2 separate regions of the Homo sapiens genome follow, and region 2 is linked to region 1. The links are chromatin contacts, found by Hi-C or POLR2A ChIA-PET in ENCODE. All regions are on one chromosome and are shown on one strand. The core of a region is the stretch at or near the end of the contact, and the rest is flanking DNA. Distances in the headings are between cores, read along the strand shown.

Evidence for each region. A loop is a pair of places that touch in the nucleus more often than their neighbours do. ChIA-PET counts read pairs that join two places held with the same protein, here RNA polymerase II (POLR2A). Pooled maps may share reads with other maps.
Region 2: a loop to region 1 is called in a map of endothelial cell of umbilical vein, with 11 times the contacts of the local background. The contact joins two enhancer-like sites. A Hi-C loop is called at or near these places in 1 of 168 maps with a recorded cell type or tissue (endothelial cell of umbilical vein) and 2 of 50 pooled maps. POLR2A ChIA-PET finds 5 or more read pairs at or near these places in 2 of 52 experiments (OCI-LY7 and endothelial cell of umbilical vein).

The regions. Positions count from the first base shown.
Region 1 is chr16:59,065,478-59,070,758 of GRCh38, forward strand. No RefSeq gene overlaps it. Among named protein-coding and RNA genes, the nearest start is that of GOT2, 330 kb to the left of the region's middle. RefSeq lists an enhancer at 1,134-2,333. Within about 2 kb of position 1,979, at least 3 of the 41 ENCODE cell types and tissues checked have a DNase peak (open chromatin) inside an H3K27ac peak, as active enhancers do; they include endothelial cell of umbilical vein, where a contact is called at or near this core.
Region 2 is chr16:59,209,749-59,214,475 of GRCh38, forward strand. No RefSeq gene overlaps it. Among named protein-coding and RNA genes, the nearest start is that of GOT2, 480 kb to the left of the region's middle. Within about 2 kb of position 1,408, at least 4 of the 41 ENCODE cell types and tissues checked have a DNase peak (open chromatin) inside an H3K27ac peak, as active enhancers do; they include endothelial cell of umbilical vein, where a contact is called at or near this core.

The DNA of each region.
Region 1 (5,281 bases), core at 729-3,228:
AATTACTTTTTCAAACCAAAAGAAAAATTCAAGGGTCAGGGTCAGCATTGAAGGTCAGATCTCCCATATCCCTAATCAGCACTATTTCCATTATGCCCTGTTACACATAAGAATATGGGGAGTGTCTGAAAAGATCAAAATAAACATGATCAATCTAAATACTAGACTAATTCATGTTATACCAATTATGCCTGCCACTTGAAAAATATATTTTAAGATGATTTTTCAAGTACTCAGGCAATATTTACAGAGAAAACTGTGATGGTATTAGAGGCTAAGCTGTTGATTACAAACAGGTGAATTTTCGGCTTTATGTAATTTGCTTAGAGGCAGCAAAATGAGTTGAAGTGGAAACAGTCCACTCTCTGGCCCTATTCATCCTTGTGGAATTTGATCCCTATGTTCAAGTAAAAGAGAGCTCTTTAGCTCTCATTCAGCATTGTCATTATGTTGGTTCAAACAGGAAGTGTAAATAATTAAGAAATTTTAAAAGTGTCCAATTATAAGTGCATTCAAAAACTTTTCTCTCCCTAAAAGGTATATCTACTGGAATTTTAATCAGAGAAGACAGACATTTTAAGTCTTTTTTTTTTAAGACTTTTTTTCCCATAGTATTCAGTCTCTGGAATATCTCCAAGAAAATTTGCATACTATATAGAGATGAGATAGATTCAAAGAGTGGGGAGAATTAACTCCTGAAACTGCTACTTCCCCAAGTCTTTCATTGAAGGTGACTTTGATGATGGCCAGCATATATGTAAGATAAACCATAATGTGTATTGCCTTGGTAAGCCAAATTGAAAATGTATATGCTCTTTAGGGATTTTATATAGGTGTAATCTCCATATTCCCATATAAATTTGCAAATATAGATTATTTTGAGTAACACTAAAGTCTTTATAAACTCATGTCAAAGAATAAAAGAAAAATGATAACAGATAATGAAATCACACGACAACAGATGAATTCGACCTCATAATACTGTTGTCTGTATTCTGTATTTCAGTCTAACCTTTGATCTCGACTTCTATGGTCATATAAGTACCATACATTTTAACTTTTTTATCTGAAATAAATCTTTTTGCTAAGAAGTCCAGAAGTAGAATAAAATCATTTAATATCTTGCTTGATCAAATAATGTTATTTAAATGACAGTTTTTCATGTTGGTACGAGAGTGCGAAGTTGATATTTTTTGTGAGATTGTAAATTGATATAATTCTTATGATCAATTATGTATGTGAGTTAAAAGGTAATTTTTAAAAATCAATTTTATGTCTACCAGCTGTGTGACCTTGAACGTATATTGGTCTTTGTGAGTTGACTTAATTATACAATACCACTACCCCGAGAGCTAACATATATTGTACAATTACTGGGTTAGAATTATACTGAGAGGCTTATACGTCACACTAGAACTGTGCAAGGTAGGTGTGATTAGCTGCTTTGAGTTTCAGTTTATCTGTAATGTAGGGAAAATTAAGTTATCCACAGTCTCATGAGTAGCCAATGGCAAAACCAGGAATTGAAGCCAAGTCTGTTGTGCTATACTTTTGGGCACTTTTCACAGCATACTATACTGCCTAAGGTTTGTCCTTTTCCTCAGCCTTCCGTGTCAAGGACATCCCAACCTTGTGGGCTCTGTGGGCTGACATTGGTGCATTATTTCTTCTTCCTTCCCATATGTGTTTGAGCTTCCTTCTAATGTTACCGAAATGCCAGGGTTTCAGTCTAGATCTTGTTGCTTGCCTCACAGAAAGCCAATTACTGAAACAATGAGTATTGCCAGGAAAGGAGACTTTATTTGGGTGCTGCAGCTGAGGAGAACAGGAGATCAGTCTCACAGCTACCTCCCTGATCAACTACAGTTGTGGGGTTACATAGAGGGTAAGGAATGTAACTAAGTATGGAAAAACAGGAAGTAGAGAGGGGTAAGGAAGTTGAGTTGGCCAACAGGAAGCAGGTGGTCAGTTAGGCAATCGTGGCAGGTGAGAGGTCTGCTATCTCATTGTCCAGATGCAATGATCTGGTGAGTTTCAGTTCCTTGATACTCTCTGGAAGGCCTCATGGTTGGTTTCCTGGGAAAAAGGTCAAGTAAGATAAATGCAAGTTTCAAGCTTTAAGACTAGAAGGGTCAATTCCTATGTTTATTCAAGAAAACAGTAAACATCAGTTCTGTGGGACAATTGGGCTGGTTTCACTAGTATACTAATTTAGGTCAAGGACAACTAGATTTTCATCTATTTTTTTCTCTTTCCTTTTGAGATTTTGGAAGAAACAACAACAAGAACAACAAACCCAACAGTCTTTTCAAAACGCAAATCTGATTATGTTACTATCCCATGGTAAAAGTCATTAAGTGGCTTTTGATTGCTCTCAAATAGTCTAAAATACTTACCAAGGTTTTCAAACTTTGCTTGATCAGACCCCCTGCCATCTGCCTGGGCCCTCCTGCCCCACACGGTACTCTGAACTCTGATGATCCACACATCTTCCATTACAAGTCTTTTACAAGCACTCTCTCTTTCCTTGGAGAGATTTCTCCTACTCTTCACCTATTCACTTTCTTAAGCAAATGTTTTCTCTTATATAGCCAGTCAGTTTGCATGGTTAAATGTTTGAAATTAAAAGCACTGCATTACTTCCTTGCACTGATCTCAGTTCATAACGTTTTCTGTGCATTTGTTGACTATCACACAAAAAATCCACACCACCATTCTATTAATTAGGGTTTTCCAGAGAAACAGAAACAATGGGAACTATATATATCTTTAAAAAACAATTTTATGTCTACCAGTTGTGTGACCTTGAACATATATCACATATAATATATAGAGAGGGGTTTTTATTTATTTATAAATTTCAGTTTCTATTTTAAATATAGGGGGTACATGCATAGGATGGTTACATAAGTATACTGGACCCAGGCAGTGAGCACAGTATCCAATAGGTAGTTTTTCAGCCTATGCTCCCTCCTTCCCTCCCACCTCTGGTAGTTCCCATGTTTATTGTCCCCATGTTTATGTCCATGTGTGCTCAATGTTTAGCTCCCACTTAGAAGCGAAAACATGTGGTATTTGGTTTTCTGTTTCTATTTTAGTTTGTTTAGGATAGTGGCCTCAAGCTCCATCCACGTTGTTGCAAAGCATATGATCCTGTTTTTTTTAAGGCCGCATAGTATTCTATGGTGTACATGGACCACATTTTCTTTATCTAGTCTACCATCGATGGACATCTAGGTTGATTCCATGTCTTTGCTATTGTGAATAGTGCTGCAATGAACATACGCATGCATGTGTCTTTTTGTTAGAACAATTTATTTTCCTTTGGGTATATACCTAGTGTTGGGATCGTTGGGTGAAATAATGGCTTTAAGTTCTTTGATAAATCTCCAAACTGCTTTTCACAGTAGCTGGAATAATTTACACTCCCACCAATAGTGTATAAACATTCCCTTTTCTCTGCAACCTTGCCAGTATCTGTTGTTTATTGGCTTTTGTATAGTAGCCATTCTGACTGGTATGAGATAGTATCTCATTGTGCTTTTGATTTGCATTTCTATGAGGGCCTTTACTAGGGAAATTGGCTGATGTGATTATGGAGGCTAAGAAGTTTCATGTGGTCAACCACAGAGAGATCCAGGGAATCATGGTCCAGTCTGAGTCCAAAGTCCTGAGAACCAGGGGGCCACTGGTGCAAGTCCCAGAGTCCAAAGTCTGGAGAAACTGTAGTCCTTATGTCCAAGGGTAGGAGAAGGTGAATGTCCCAGCTCCAGAAGAGAGGTCAAATTTACCTTTCTTGTGCATTTTGTTTCATTGGGGCACTCAGTCAGTTGGATAGTGCCCACCCACTTGGATGACGGCAGGTCTTCCTTACTCAGTCCACTGATTTAAATGTCAGTGTCTTCCAGAAACCCCTCACAGACACATCTAGAAATAATGCTTTACTAGCTATCTGGGTATCTCTTAATTCAGTGAAATTGACACCTAACATTAACTGTGACAACCATTTTTGAGAGATGGAGAAGACGTCTGCATCTGGTCAAGATAGAATGGCAAGGACCAGATTTACCTACCCTTTCATCTGCAATAACCAAAAAAACTGGCAAATGTATGAAAAATGGCTTTGAAGATATTGAACTTCAGGCAATAAAAGAGAGTGATTCCTGAGAGGTGGTAAACAAATGAGATGAGCCCCATCTCATAGAACAACCAGTGCCACTAGAGATCACAAAACACAAAACCGGAGAAGAGAAAGTTGCACAAAGAAAGCACTCCAGAGCTGGGTGCAGTGGCTCACGCCTGTAATCCCAGCACTTTTGGAGGCCGAGGTGGGCGGATCACTTGAGGTCAGGAGTTTGAGACCAACCTGGTCAACATGGGAAAACCCTCGTCTCTACTAAAAATACAAATACTAGCCGTATGTGGTGGCACATACCTGTGGTCCCAGCTACTTGGGAGGCTGAAGCGTGAGAATTGCTTGAACCCAGGAGTTGGAGGTTGCAGTGAGCCGAGATTGTGCCAGAGCACTCCAGCCTGGGCAACAGAGTGAAACTCTTGTCTCAAAAAAGATAGCACTCCAAAGATCTGCAGAGGGTTCTGATCAAGTATTCAGCTGAGTACTGATTAGTGTATGCATGTGAGAAAACTATGTGATATTAGAGAAAGAACTACCTGAAAAGAAGAGAGGTAATAGCACTTCCTGATCACACAGGGTCAGGAATAGTGTCTGTTTCCACTACCAGACTGGAAAAGCACATGATCCATGAAGTATTTAGTAGAGTGCACAAAAGATTCTTGCATCAGTGGTGGGTAATAATTATCCCTGGACTGAGCATTGCTTCAGTACCATCTAATGATTATCAATGGCAAGATCCCAAAAGATCGAACTCCTTTGCAAGTAACTTAACTGCATTCAAGAACAAAGCTCAAGAATATTTGTAGGGAACACAAAAATATCCAGCATCCGAGGTAAACTCTCAATGTCTGGTATTCGACAAATACTTATGAGGCTGGCAAAGAATCACAAAAATACTATTTATAATGAGGAGAGAATCAATCAATAAAAAGCAACTCAGAACTGATATTATATATATCAGAATTATCAGACAAGAACATTAAAATAATTATTATAATTGTATTATATATGTCCTCAAGTTAATTAGACATACAGAAGACATAAAACAGATCCAGTTGAACATCTGGGGAGAAAACTGTGATGAATGAGATGAAAAATACACTGGAAGGGATTAACAGCATATTAGACATTGTAGAAGAAAAGATT
Region 2 (4,727 bases), core at 158-2,657, 140 kb after region 1:
TACTGAAACATAGGAAATTCCGCAGTGTTATGGGTTGAATTGTATTCCCCCAAATTTGTATGTTGGAGTCCTATAATGCCCAGTGCTACGGAATGTGACCTTATTTGGAGATAGGGTATTTACAGAGCTAATCAAGTTAGAATGAGGTCATTATAGTGGACCCTAATCCAATATGGCTGACAGGTGTATTAAAAGAGAACAGAGACACACATAGAGGGAAGATGATTTGAGGAAACATACGGAGAAGACAGCTATTCACAAGCCAAGGAGAGAGACTTGAAAAAGATCCTTCCTTCTGAGTCCTCAGAAAGAATCAACACTGCTGACACCTGATTTCAAACTTCTAGCCTCCAGAGCTGTGAGCTGTTTAAGCTCTCTATTCTGGGGTGCTTTTTTATGGCAGCCCTAGCAAACTAATACACTCAGGCCATGGAATCCAGGTTTCAACAATTGTATTTAGATCTCAAGAGCCAGATAGTTTTCTGAGTGGCATTTAGCTATGTATAGCCTAGCACAGTGCTTCTCAAACCCTGTGAGAGTCACCTGCAGAGCTCATTAAACCAGAGAATCCCAGGTCCCTGCCACTGGAGATTCCAATTCAGCAGCTATTGGTGGTGCCCCAAAATTAGCATTCCTAGCGAGTCTCAGGTGCCGCTGACACTGCCAAAGTGCAGACTGCACTTTGAGGAGCACTGTTTTAGCACGATACCAGGACCTAATAGATGCTCAATAAAAATCAAACATGATGATGGATATTCCAATTACCCTGAATTGATCATACACATTGTATGTTTCTATCAAAATATCTCATGTACCACATAAATATGTACAACTATCATGTATCTATAAAAATTAAAAAAAAACCATGAGTTAATTTAGGAACTCTGCTTAAGCTGTGAATTAAATAGACAAGTGATCGCTCTTGTCATTCAATGATTCTTAATGGAGGGTATGCATAAGATTTACAGAATTTAAATTGTGGAGAAGTGTGTTTAGAATATGTGTATTTTGATTTAGACTATGTCAAAGACAGCAGCTCCAAGCAAGGCATCATTTGAAGCAGAGTGCTTTAACAAACTTATTCTGATGTTGAGGAGGAAAGTGTTTTGAAGGATAGGAGTAATTGCTGCAGCCAGAAGTCTATGGTTGCAAGTGATTGGAAATGGTGGCTGGGTCAGAGAATGCTAATCAGCCATGAAGTGGGCTTGCCATGACTCTGACACTGTATCTCCTGGTGCACTCTGCGGTAGGTGCATCTTTGCTGAGTAAATACAAAGTGAACTTGACGGGAAAGGAGACCTTAGCAGTCCTACAAAGGCAATTTTGCAAGCTGTCTGGCTGTGGAATTAGTGGAATGTTTTCTCAGGAAGAAACAGCTGACGTCAACTTTGCTCCCTTTGTAATTCAAGGGCAGTGTTAGCCATGCCTCTGGCCTGCACAGACACCCACAGAGGGAAGAACAGCTTCCAGAGGGAAAGGTTAAAGAACAGGTCAGCTGGGCATCCACGCTCCCTTTTCCTCCCTCCCCGTTTGTCATCTTTCTGGCAAGGTGAATTCAATGCTCAGTAATTCCTTCTGACTTTCTAAGAGCTGTGGGACACACAAGTGTGAGAGAAGTCATTGCGGCACTAACAGGATTAGCTCAGCTTCATAGCCTAATTACTCTGGCCAAAGAAAATAAAGAGGAGGGCAATGGCAGGAGGCAAGAGATGTAAGAATGAATGGGAAAGTTTCTTTGAATACCAAAGGGTGTGTGTGTGTATGTGTGTGTTTTGTTCGACTCACAGAGGCTGACCTCTTTTCCATTTAAGAATCTGTGAAGTATGAATGGAACGCATATTTTATCTCTGTAAGATCTGGAACATAAGGTGCTAAAAAGGCTTTGTTGAATTATTAAATCAAGACCATTCTGATATTACCTTAATAATAGAAGCAGCAATTAATTAAGAGAAGCAGACTAGTGTATCAGAATGAAGACTGGACTTGGGGACAGACACCAGGCTCTATTTCTATTTCTAGCATCATTTGCCAGAGGGACTTGAGGACATTACTTGATCTCTAGGGAAACATTTCTATCTGGGTAAAACACACAAAAAGATTGGACTAGTTGTTCTCTCTGATAATTCTATGTCTACATAAATATTTACAGCACGATGATGTTCTTTTGGGGACATGCCAATGAGTAGCATATAGTAAGTTAACTTTTGACTGTGTGTCTTCTATATCAATCAATAAGTTATACTCCTAAGGCTAGGGTTTGTCTGTGTTTTGATATGCAATTTTAAGCAACATAAATGTCTTCTATGAGTGCTTCAGATAATGAACCAAAATAGCATAATAATTAAATCATATGAATTATGGAATTCAGATATAACTGGTGATTGACTTTTTGTCACATACTATCTGAGTGACATTAGGCAAGTTGCTTAACGTCTCTGATTTTCAGCTTTCTTGTCTAAAAAATGGAGAAACTGATAATACATGACTGTAACTTTAGACATCATAGTTCTTCATATTCCTTGAAGAAGGTGATGGGAGGATAAAGTCTTTAGGTGGACAGATTAGGAAAGTCCTGTGCTGTCTACTTAAAGACTTTTTGTCATTCACTTAACAGGTACATTTTGCTCATTCACTTAACAGACATGAATGGGTTAAGTGACATGTGATAAGTGTATCTTTGACACAAAGATAAATAAGACATAGCCCCTTGCATTCAAGGAGCTTATGGTCTCATAGACGCAGATAAGTTTTCAAAGCTATATTCTCTGGAAATCAAGAGGACAGATTGCTGAGTCCCTCATGGATGAATAAAATGGCCTACTTTCTCCACATTTTAATATCATCACATGCAGAGGTAGGGGTGATACTGCCTACTTTGTGGACTGGACACACAGTGAAAGCCACAAGTAATTTCATGTCATGCAGCTGTTTTGCCTTTCTCTTTCCTTCCTCTGATTCACAGATTTTGTCTCCTGATTTCACCACAGGCTTTGAGAAGTAGTATGAAGAAAGACTGAACTTAGCAAAATGAAGACAGGTGGATTGCATGTCTGGGAAGGGAGTAATACCACAAACTTTTTGACTAGGTGATGAGCAAATGATGTGGGAGGAAAGGATACTACCTAACTAAGATGGGTAAAGTCTAGCTTTTCTAGAGGTATACATGATACTTATGGATGTGACACGGATGGGTGGAACAGGCTGCCTGTTAATACTATTGAACTTATCCAGGTTACACATTAAAGAAATAGAAAAGTAGAAAGCATAGATTTTGAGCATGAGGAGAAATTAAGATTTTCATGTTAAATCAAAGAGATTGACCTGTGACTCATTGGCAGAAATGACAGAAGTTCACTTCTGATAATTTTGTGTTAGATTCTCATGAACAATTGTTCATTTAATCAAAATTTTATTTGATGTCCTTTCTGTGTTAGGTACAATCTGAGTCATGGATAAGAAGTAGAAAGAAATATATTAAAATGTGTTTGGTAACACATGGTTGTAAGACATGACAATAAGCAACACGATTCAATACTAATTACTAGAGTGGGGGCATATGCAGGTATTGCAGTAAGTAGACATAATGCATGAATTGAGGTATTAAAGACCCAGTTTCTCAGAAGATGTAACGTTTGAATGAAGACATCTGTCTCTAAATGGATTATCAGTTATTCTCATCTCCTTATCTTAAAGGTAAGATAAGGTGTGATTTCCTTTAATCAAATACAATTGATCAAATAATCCACATGTTCAAAAACTTGATCATATATATAGATGGATATTAATATGAGTCAAGCTTCAATCATTAGAAATCCATTCCTCTGTCTCTATGTGTATATGTGTCTATTTCTACTCCCCGTCTCTCTTCCTTACTCCCTCTCTCTTTCTCGCCCTCTTTCTTTCTCTGAGATCGGAGAGTCCTTTTCTAGGAATGTGTTTGCAGAATTCATATCAAATACATTTCATCAAAATAGAATCTTTAGAGTAATCTCTTCCAAATCTATTTTTGCAGGGGATGAGAGAAGGATAATGTGCAGCTTTTAGAATGACTGTGAATGAATCATGGATTCTGATTTTTGCCTAGTTTTTTTTTGTTGTTATGAACATTTTATGGCTATTAAAAAAACAAAAAAGAAACATTGTACTGTTGTAAGCCATAATGAAAGAATATATAATTTAAGCAAAACCCAAATGAAAACATTGTAGGCATATATCTAAGTTTTTCATTACTAAGAAATGTAAACTCTTTTAAATTTTTCTTTCTAAATGGAAGATACCAGATGTTCATTTGTTACCATGAAAGTCTACTTTAATTGGCAGTTGTGGTCTCAGAGTAATTTTAAATTGCTACCGGGCTGTCACTTCTGCTTTTGCTGACTTGCAAGGAGGTTTAATGCTTCCCCCACTGGGCTAGACTTTATCTCTCTATTTGGAACTGTTGGATCACCTCAATTTATGACAAACTTAGAAAACATTTAAATAGTCCACAGAATTGCAATGAAAATGCTTCTAGAGTGGAAGTAGGATGTTTTAAAAGTGCTCTGAGATCTAGAGATAAAACTCATTATGAGAAAACTTGTGCAGCAAATAGAGGCATCTAGGATAAGGAAGTATAAGTCTCCGAGGTCAGATTGAATTATTGTAGTGTACTCATAATAACTTTTGGTTAACAAGAGATTGCTCCCTTCCATACCAAATCTATCAAATTTGGTCTTTAGTGTAGCTGA